Regions from separate parts of the Homo sapiens genome. Here region 1 is linked to region 2. A link is an interaction called in ENCODE POLR2A ChIA-PET data of the cell type or tissue named here. Cell type or tissue: OCI-LY7. All regions are shown on one strand.

What was found. Peaks named below come from ENCODE experiments on the same cell type or tissue, not always from the same donor. Only the 100,000 strongest peaks of a DNase experiment are listed, where the experiment ranks them.
Region 1: POLR2A ChIA-PET joins it to region 2 with 6 read pairs; 2 of 35 experiments call an interaction of 5 or more read pairs at or near these places.

The regions. Positions count from the first base shown.
Region 1 is chr12:101,669,353-101,673,352 of GRCh38, forward strand. MYBPC1 (myosin binding protein C1) reads left to right here. Exons shown (of 32, transcript NM_002465.4): 24 at 969-1,057. Among named protein-coding and RNA genes, the nearest start is that of CHPT1, 26 kb to the right of the region's middle. In OCI-LY7, CTCF peaks have their summits at 863 and 1,062; DNase peaks (open chromatin) are centred at 869 and 2,209; H3K4me3 peaks cover 759 bases; H3K27ac peaks cover 977 bases.
Region 2 is chr12:101,852,871-101,856,870 of GRCh38, forward strand. No RefSeq gene overlaps it. Among named protein-coding and RNA genes, the nearest start is that of DRAM1, 23 kb to the right of the region's middle. RefSeq lists an enhancer at 1,913-2,412 and cis regulatory regions at 1,922-2,139, 2,392-3,068. In OCI-LY7, no CTCF peak of the experiment used is centred here; DNase peaks (open chromatin) are centred at 2,051 and 3,931; H3K4me3 peaks cover 536 bases; H3K27ac peaks cover 1,443 bases.

The DNA.
Region 1 (4,000 bases), 180 kb before region 2:
TTGACTCCCTGCTCCTGATGGATTTGCAGTGACATGCTCTAGTATCTTCATGATGTTTAATTAATGAATATTAATACACAGTGGGCCAGGGTTGCCTATTATGTACTTCACCACAGTCACACAGGGAGAAAGTTACTGTCGAACTCCAACAGAGTCACCTAAATAGCAAGTGCTGGGTGCTAACATTTTGTTTTTTTCTGGTAAGGAAGAATGGACAGTCCTCCCAGCTAATGTGGTGCCTATAGATCTTTCGTGGAATGTTCCCTTGCAAATATACTCACTGTTAGAAACTATGAATAACTGGCCAGACGCGGTGGCTCATGCCGGTAATCCCAGCACTTTGGGAGACTAAGGCAGGTGGATCACCTGAGGTCACAAGTTTGAGACTAGCCTGGCCAACATGGCAAAATCCCATCTCTACTAAAAATACAAAAATTAGCCAGGCGTGGTGGCATGTGCCTGTAGTCTCAGCTACTTGGGAGGCTGAGACATGAGAATCGCTTGAACCCAGGAGGCGGAGGTTGCAGTGAGCAATGCCACTGCACTCCAGCCTGGGCGACAGAGAGAGACTCTCTGAAAAAAAAAAAGAAAAAAAAAAAGAAACTATGAAAAGTATGCATAGTATGTATAAGGCCCTAAGAGAAAATGTATTTTTCTATAAAGTTGCTTTAGGCTTATTACAACAATAAAAATACAAAGTTGCAATAAAGCCAAGGATGTCAGGGATAAATTTTGCTGAGTCAAACTGTTAAAACATCTCTGTGTGGAAACCACACACACACACACACACACACACACACACATTTTGAACCAGTTACTATATATCGTCTGTTAGTGGCACATCTCAGAGTTTATTGCAGAGATATGCCACAAGGGTACGCTGGTGAGCATCATGCCATTTTGCTTTTGTAAGGCTATTTTCAGACACCAGACTGATTGCAAAATTGTGCTATTTTACCCTCTCTCAGAACCTCCAAAGATTCGCATTCCAAGACACCTGAAGCAAACCTATATCCGCAGAGTTGGAGAAGCTGTCAATCTGGTTATACCTTTCCAGGTAAGAGTTCAAGGGTCGCTCTTTTTCTCTTTAGAGGGCTGGATTAGTTTAGGAAGTGGGAAGAGGTACTCTAGCATTTAAGTTCATCATGATTCAGGATTTCCTCAGAGGGAGAGGAGGTAAATAAAGAATGAAAGAGTATTGGAGAATGATTAAGCAATCTCCTGCTGTCAAAATAGAGAAATCTATAGAAACCATCACAGATTTTCTTTCTGCATGAGACAAATGAGATATAGTCTTGCCTGAAGCTCAGCGACTATGGTGGGCAGGGAAGAAACATCAAGGAGATACCAAATGAAGAAATGCTTGAAGACTCTTTTGGTCCTATACGTTTGTAAAACCCATCATTTTAAGTGAAGCTCTCAGTGTAACATTCAGGAAAACAGTGTGTGCTTAGTTCCCACAATGACCCCAAACCAAAATAATTTCAATAAGGGGGACAACTGAAATTTGAAATAACGATGACACTAACTGAAATATATGAACAATATTAAATCATTGTTCCAGCAAAAGAATCTGTTCTTCACAAAATTCACTAGTCTTTACTTACAATAGTCAATTTTGGTCTTATACAAATACACACACACACCCTGCACCTCCCAACCCTTACTCTCCAACTCCCTATTCATATGACACCTCCAGACAGTGCTGTTCAATAGAACTTTCTTCAATGTTAGAAATGTTCTATATCAATGCTGTCCAATATGGTAGCCACTAGCCACATGTGGCTGTTGAGCACTTGAAACGTGTAACTAGGAACTAGTGTGACTGGAGAAATAAATTTTTAATTTTCTTCAATTTTAATTAATTTTAATTTAAATAGCCACGTGTACCTTGTGGCTATCGTATCAGCCAGCCTGGCCTTAGAATGTAGGTCTCTACACACATTTGACACTCATATACACACACACACACACACACACACACACTCACACACACACACTCACACATGCACACATGCACACACAGAGAGAACTCTGTTCAAACCCAGGCTCCCATGAAACCAAACTAAAGGGATGGCCAATTCAGGCCATCCTCATTGCACTCCGGGTGCAAACCTAAGGAGAGACATTGTGTACTACATACCCCCGGCATGAAATCAGAATGAAAGCCAAGGAGGAAGTGAAGCAGAACACAGCCCAGGAGGAAGTGGGTGGCTTGGCAAGGTTCTTCTCACTTTCCTTCTCTTGCAGCATCAAATAAAACCAGAAGTGGCAACAAGGCAGGTATTGGGGACCCAGCCCCAACCCTGCACTGGGGCTGCTGAGTCAGCCCTCAAGCCTCCACATCGTTCCTGCCACCACAACTAATCCCAGTTCCCAGATCTGGGGGTCTGCGTGTTCAGCTTCTGTCACTGAGTCTGAGAGAGAAAAAATCATGAGAACAGGGACCGCATAGATCTGGCATCCCAGAGACTGTTCAGCCCCCAGGAAGGGAGATGAGACCAAAGTGTGATGTTTGTATATTTGTGTAATCTCTAGAGTTCGCAAACATTTTCTCATTTGATCCTCAGAAACACCCTGTGAGGCAGGAAGGCCAGATTTCCTTACCTTGCTTGAGAAGGGAAGAAACTGAAAGGGAAGTTAAGTGACTTGCCCAATGTCACACAGAAAGTCAATGGTAGGGCCAAGAACAGAGTCCATGGCCCGGTCACTTAATTCAGTGGTTTTTTCCACTCTGTATATTATTAGAGAACCCACATTTTTCCCTAGTGGCTAACAGCAAGTTGTACATTTAAGGAAATAAGCTTGAACTGTTTTTCCCTATCTTCAACAACGTCGTTCTCTGCTTCCCATGTGTGAGTCTGAGCATCCCCAACCACTCTTCAGGCTCTGAAGCAGGGGTTTGGTGTGTAGCTCTACATCTCTTATTATAACCTAGCCATGTTCAGAGCCCACAGGAAAGCTGTGCCTTACCTGACAGAATTCATGCTTGGTTCCTGTCTGCCAGGGTACGCCTGGATGCTTGGGGATTCTAGGAAATTCCTTTGTAATAGAAATGGAAACTCAGGTTCATGAATGGGATTATGATTTCTTAAATTCTGCTCTTAAAGAATAGTTTCAACAGCGAGAGGGAACAGAGAGAGAATTCTAGACAAGTCTAAAATGAGCAGCACAGGACAGTAGAATAGTAATCATTAACATTTAGATGATATTGGCCGGGCACGGTGGCTCACACCCATAATCCCAGCACTTTGGAAGGCTGAGGCGTGTGAATCACATGAGGTCAGGAGTTCAAGACCAGCCTGGCCAACTTGGTGAAACCCTGTTTCTACTAACAACTAAAAAAATTAGCCAAGCATGGTGGTGCGTGCCTGTAAACCCAAGTACTTGGGAGGGTGAGCAGGAGAATCCCTTGAACCCAGGAGGTGGAGGTTGCAGTGAGCCAAGATTGTGCCACTGCACTCCAGCCTGGGCGACAAGAGCCAAACTCTGTCAAAAAAAAAAATTTAGATGATATTAACTACAAAAACTTATGTATTGGGCAGAAGCTTTCTCAGCACTTTAATCTTTATAACCACTCTTTGAGATAGGTACTACCATTATTCCCGTTGAGGCACAGAAAGCTTAGTAACTTGCCCAGGGTCACACAGACGTTAAGTGGTCAGGAGCTAGACATAGATTCCAGGGCCCCAGAGCCCATGCTCTTAACAATTATCCTGTGTTGTGCAGGCTTTTGGAGACTAGGAGACCCAGCTGGGAGACCTGGTTCCAGTGCTTACCTAACTGCAGGACCTTGGACAAATTATTTAACTTCTCTATCCAAAAAATGAGGATAATGATAAGCTTGATGTGAAGATTAAGGAAAATAATCAATGTTATGTACCTAAGGTAGTGCCTTGCACATAAAATACAGATTACAGCTTTGCTGCTGTAATTGCTCACCACCAGACTAGAAGGGTGGTATTTTCCAGCCCTGCCTAGAATGGGTTAAGCCACTGTC
Region 2 (4,000 bases):
GGTGACCACCCCGATTTTGTCAAATGCAGTTTATTAACCATTATACACCTATTGCTAAGCCCAGGGACTGACACATAGTAAGTACTCAAAAATATTTGTTGAATGAATGAATGACACTTGGAATTTCAGAGACATAAAAGTTTAGGGTGGTATATAAAACCTCAATCAATCAGTGATGATTGAAGTGTTTATTCTTTCATTAAGTATCCTACTTGACCTACAGGGAAAACATAGAGACCTACAGGGAAACATCAAAAACATAGCCTCTGGAATCAATCAGTGTGACTTGATACCAGGTCTCCTCTTATCATTTCTAAGTCTCAGTTTCCTCATGTGTAAAATGGGTATAATAATAACTTACAAGGCTGCTGTGTGGATCAAATGAGATAATGCACATAAAGATCTCAGCATGGTGCCTGATACATAGCAAGTGTTATAAGGTTAAAATTTTATTTATTCATTTTGTTATTTTATTATTATTAGTTTTTGAGACAGTGTTCCTCTGTCACCCAGGCTGAAGTGCAGTGGCGTGATCTCAGCTCACTGCAACCTCTGCCTCCCAGGTTCAAGTGATTCTCCTGCCTCAGCCTCCTGAGTAGCTGGGATCACAGGCCTGCACCCCTACGCCCAGCTCATTTTTTTTTTTTTTTTTTGTTTAGACAGAGTTTCGCTCTTTGTTGCCCAGGCTGGAGTGCAGTGGTGCGATCTCTGCTCACTGCAACCTCTGTCTCCCGGGTTCAGGCAATTCTCCTCTCTCAGCCTCCCAAGTAGCTGGGATTACAGGCTCCCCACCACCACGCCCAGCTCATTTTTGTATTTTTAGTAGAGGCGGGGTTTCGCCATGCTGGCCAGGCTGGTCTCGAACTCCTGACCTCAGGTGATCCGCCCGCCTTGGCCTCCCAAAGTGCTAGGATTACAGGTAGGAGCCATCACGTCCAGCCAATTTTTTTTGTATTTTTAGTAGAGACAGGTTTTGCCATGTTGGCCCAGCTGGTCTCGAACTCCTGGCCTCAAGTGATCCACCTGCCTCAGCTTCCCAAAATACTGGGATTATAGGTGTGAGCCACCATGCTCAGCATAAGGTTAAAAATTTAAATACCGCAACTCCCATAGGCCACAACTGTTACTCCTTTGTCTCTGTTTATAATTGATCTAAACATTCTCAGTAAACTCCATTTGGTTTGAGGGAGGAGGAAGGCAGAGAAGTAGGATGCCGCAGGAGTTAAACTTGTCAAATAAAGGTCCGTTAGTCTCTGCAAGATGGTTAAGATTATCTCTTGCTGAGTAAATATTAAATAATCTAATATTTAACTCCACATCAGAGCCATTTCATCCTTCTTTCTCTTACTTTTCAAGGTGTCAGGGTTCCATGGGCAAGCCATGTGCACTCTTGGCACATTTACCCATAAATGAGTCTCTCCATAGGCTTTGGAATCCTTGTAGGCTTCAAGGTTTTTGCTCAACTTAGTATTGATACCCTGGTTATGCTCAGCCACTGGGACACTGGGGACATTTGCTGCTAGAGTGTGCAGTATGACTATTGGTCTGTCCTCTTGGTTGGCGTATATTAGTCTGTTCTCGCACTGCTAGTAAAGACATACCTGAGACTGGGTAATTTATAAAGAAAAGAGGTTTAGTTGACTCAGTTCCGCATGGCTGGGAGGCCTCACTATCATGGCGGTAGACGAGTGAGGAGCAAAGGCATGTCTTTCACAGTGGCAGGCAAGAGAGCTTGTGCAGGGAAACTGCCCTTTATAAAACCATCAGATCTTGAGAGACTTATTCACTACCACAGGAATAGTATGGGTGAAAATGCCCTATGATTCAATTATCTCCACCTGTCCCTGCCCTTGACACCTGGGGATTATTACAATTCAAGGTGAGATTTGGGTGAGGACACAGCCAAACCATATCAGTTGTGGTAGGGCCCATTGATCTACAAATGTGACTTGACCTCACTTTTGCATCCCTTCAAGGCTCAGCCACTGCCTCCCTCAGACATGTGGTAGAGGTTATCAGGTCCCTGTCTACCCACTTCCTCATGGTGACCCAATGGCAGGTCACACTCAATTACCTTTCACTTCCCCAAAAAGGATGCTGAAAAGGGGTCTTTTGACTCTCTTCCAAGTCATCAAGGGAGGTCTGCACTGTTGAATTAGGCTAATTAGGCTACCATTACATCACCGTAAGCCTAGGTGCACTCTGCAGTGGTGTTCTCTCCATTTCAAAACAAGAAGTCAGGTTAAATCTGTCTTTACATATATTTTCTCTCTTCAACATAAACTGGGTTTTCACTTTTCTAATCAGCTACTGATGCAGGATTTTTTATTCCTTACCACCACTAGGTCTGGGTTCTCATCTCACAACCAGGAAGAATTAGGCATGCAGACACTTGAAGAGTGAGTGGAGCAGAATTTATTAAGTGAAAGGAAAGCTCTCAGCAAAAAGAGGGGACCTGAAAGCAGTTTACTGGTTGCCCCCTTCACAGTTGAATACCAGGGCTTAAGGCATGAATTTCTGGTGGCTCCACCCTGTCCTTCCAGTGCTGATGCAGGCCCTTGGACTGAGCAGCTCCATATTGATTTATTTCCCTTACTGTGTATGTGTTAAGGAATGGAATTTTCCACTGCAGGCATGTTTAGGCAAGCTCCCCGTGCAAGTTCCCTTATCTGCACAAAACATCTGGTGTAAGCACTTGTAGGGTGGGTGGGAGGTTCTCCGGGGACCCTTCCCTTACTGTCTGCCTAAAGCAAGCTGGCTAACACTTATCACTACAACCCCTTGAGTTTCAACAGGGAGAAGGAGCTATGTGTAAAGCAAGGGTCTTGGTGTCTAATCTCTTCCTGCACATCTTCTACACCCTGCACCACTAGACCAGAGGAAGGCTTCCCTCTGGGTAGACGTCCCTTTTAGAATTTTTGTTTTTCTTCCTTGACCTAAAGCTAGTTCTTCTCTTTCTTTTCCCTGAGGCAATAAACATCTCCTAGTCCCAAAGTGAGGAATGTTTGCAAGAACGGGAAAAAGTTTATAGAGAAAAAACTATTTGGGGAGGTACAACATTTATATCACCCTTTAACTATCAAATTTGAGTGTCTTCTGCTCCTCTTCTCTTTTTAGATTAATTATACAAAATCAAGAGTACATGTTTTTACATAGCTAAGATATATGATATGGTCTGGCTGTGTCCCCACTCAAATCTCATTTTGAACTAGAGTTCCCATAATCCCCACGTGTCATGGGAGAGACCTAGTAGAAGGTAATTGAATCATGGAGGCAGTTACCCCCATGCTGTTCTCGTGATAGTGAGTGAGTTTCCCCAGATCTGATGGTTTTAAAGAGCGTCCCCCCTACACCACCTTCACTCTGCACTTCCTGCTGCCACCATGTGAAGAAGGACATGTTTACTTCCCCTTCTGCCATGATTATAAGTTTCCTGAGGCCTCCCAAGCCCTGTGGAACTGTGATCCAGTTAAACCTCTTTCCTTTATAAATTACACAGGCTCAGATATGTCCTTACAGCAGCATGAGAACAGGCTAACACATAATATTTAAATTTTGATATTGAAACATTGGAGCTCAATACATATTAATGATGACATAATAACGACAGAATTGAGCAAAAGCACTGAAAACTGCACTTGATAGGAATTGGAATGCATTCTGCCACAAAGACCTGTTTATAAAAAATAAACATAAAAAAGTAATCAGAATACTTAATGCTTCAGATTTTGGTCTGCTGATGAGTAATTTGAGCCAATCTTAAATAAGACTTTTCTTATTTTAATTCTTTTTTTTTTTTCAAAGATGATGTCTTGCTCTGTCACCCAGGCTAGAGTGTAGTAGCGTGATCTCAGCTCACTGCAACCTCCACCTCCCGGGCTCAAGTGATTCTCCTGCCACAGCCTCCTGAAAGCTGGGACTACAGGTGCACAACACCACGCATGGCTAATTTGTGTATTTTTAGTAGAGATGGGGTTTCACCCTGTTGGCCAGGCTGGTC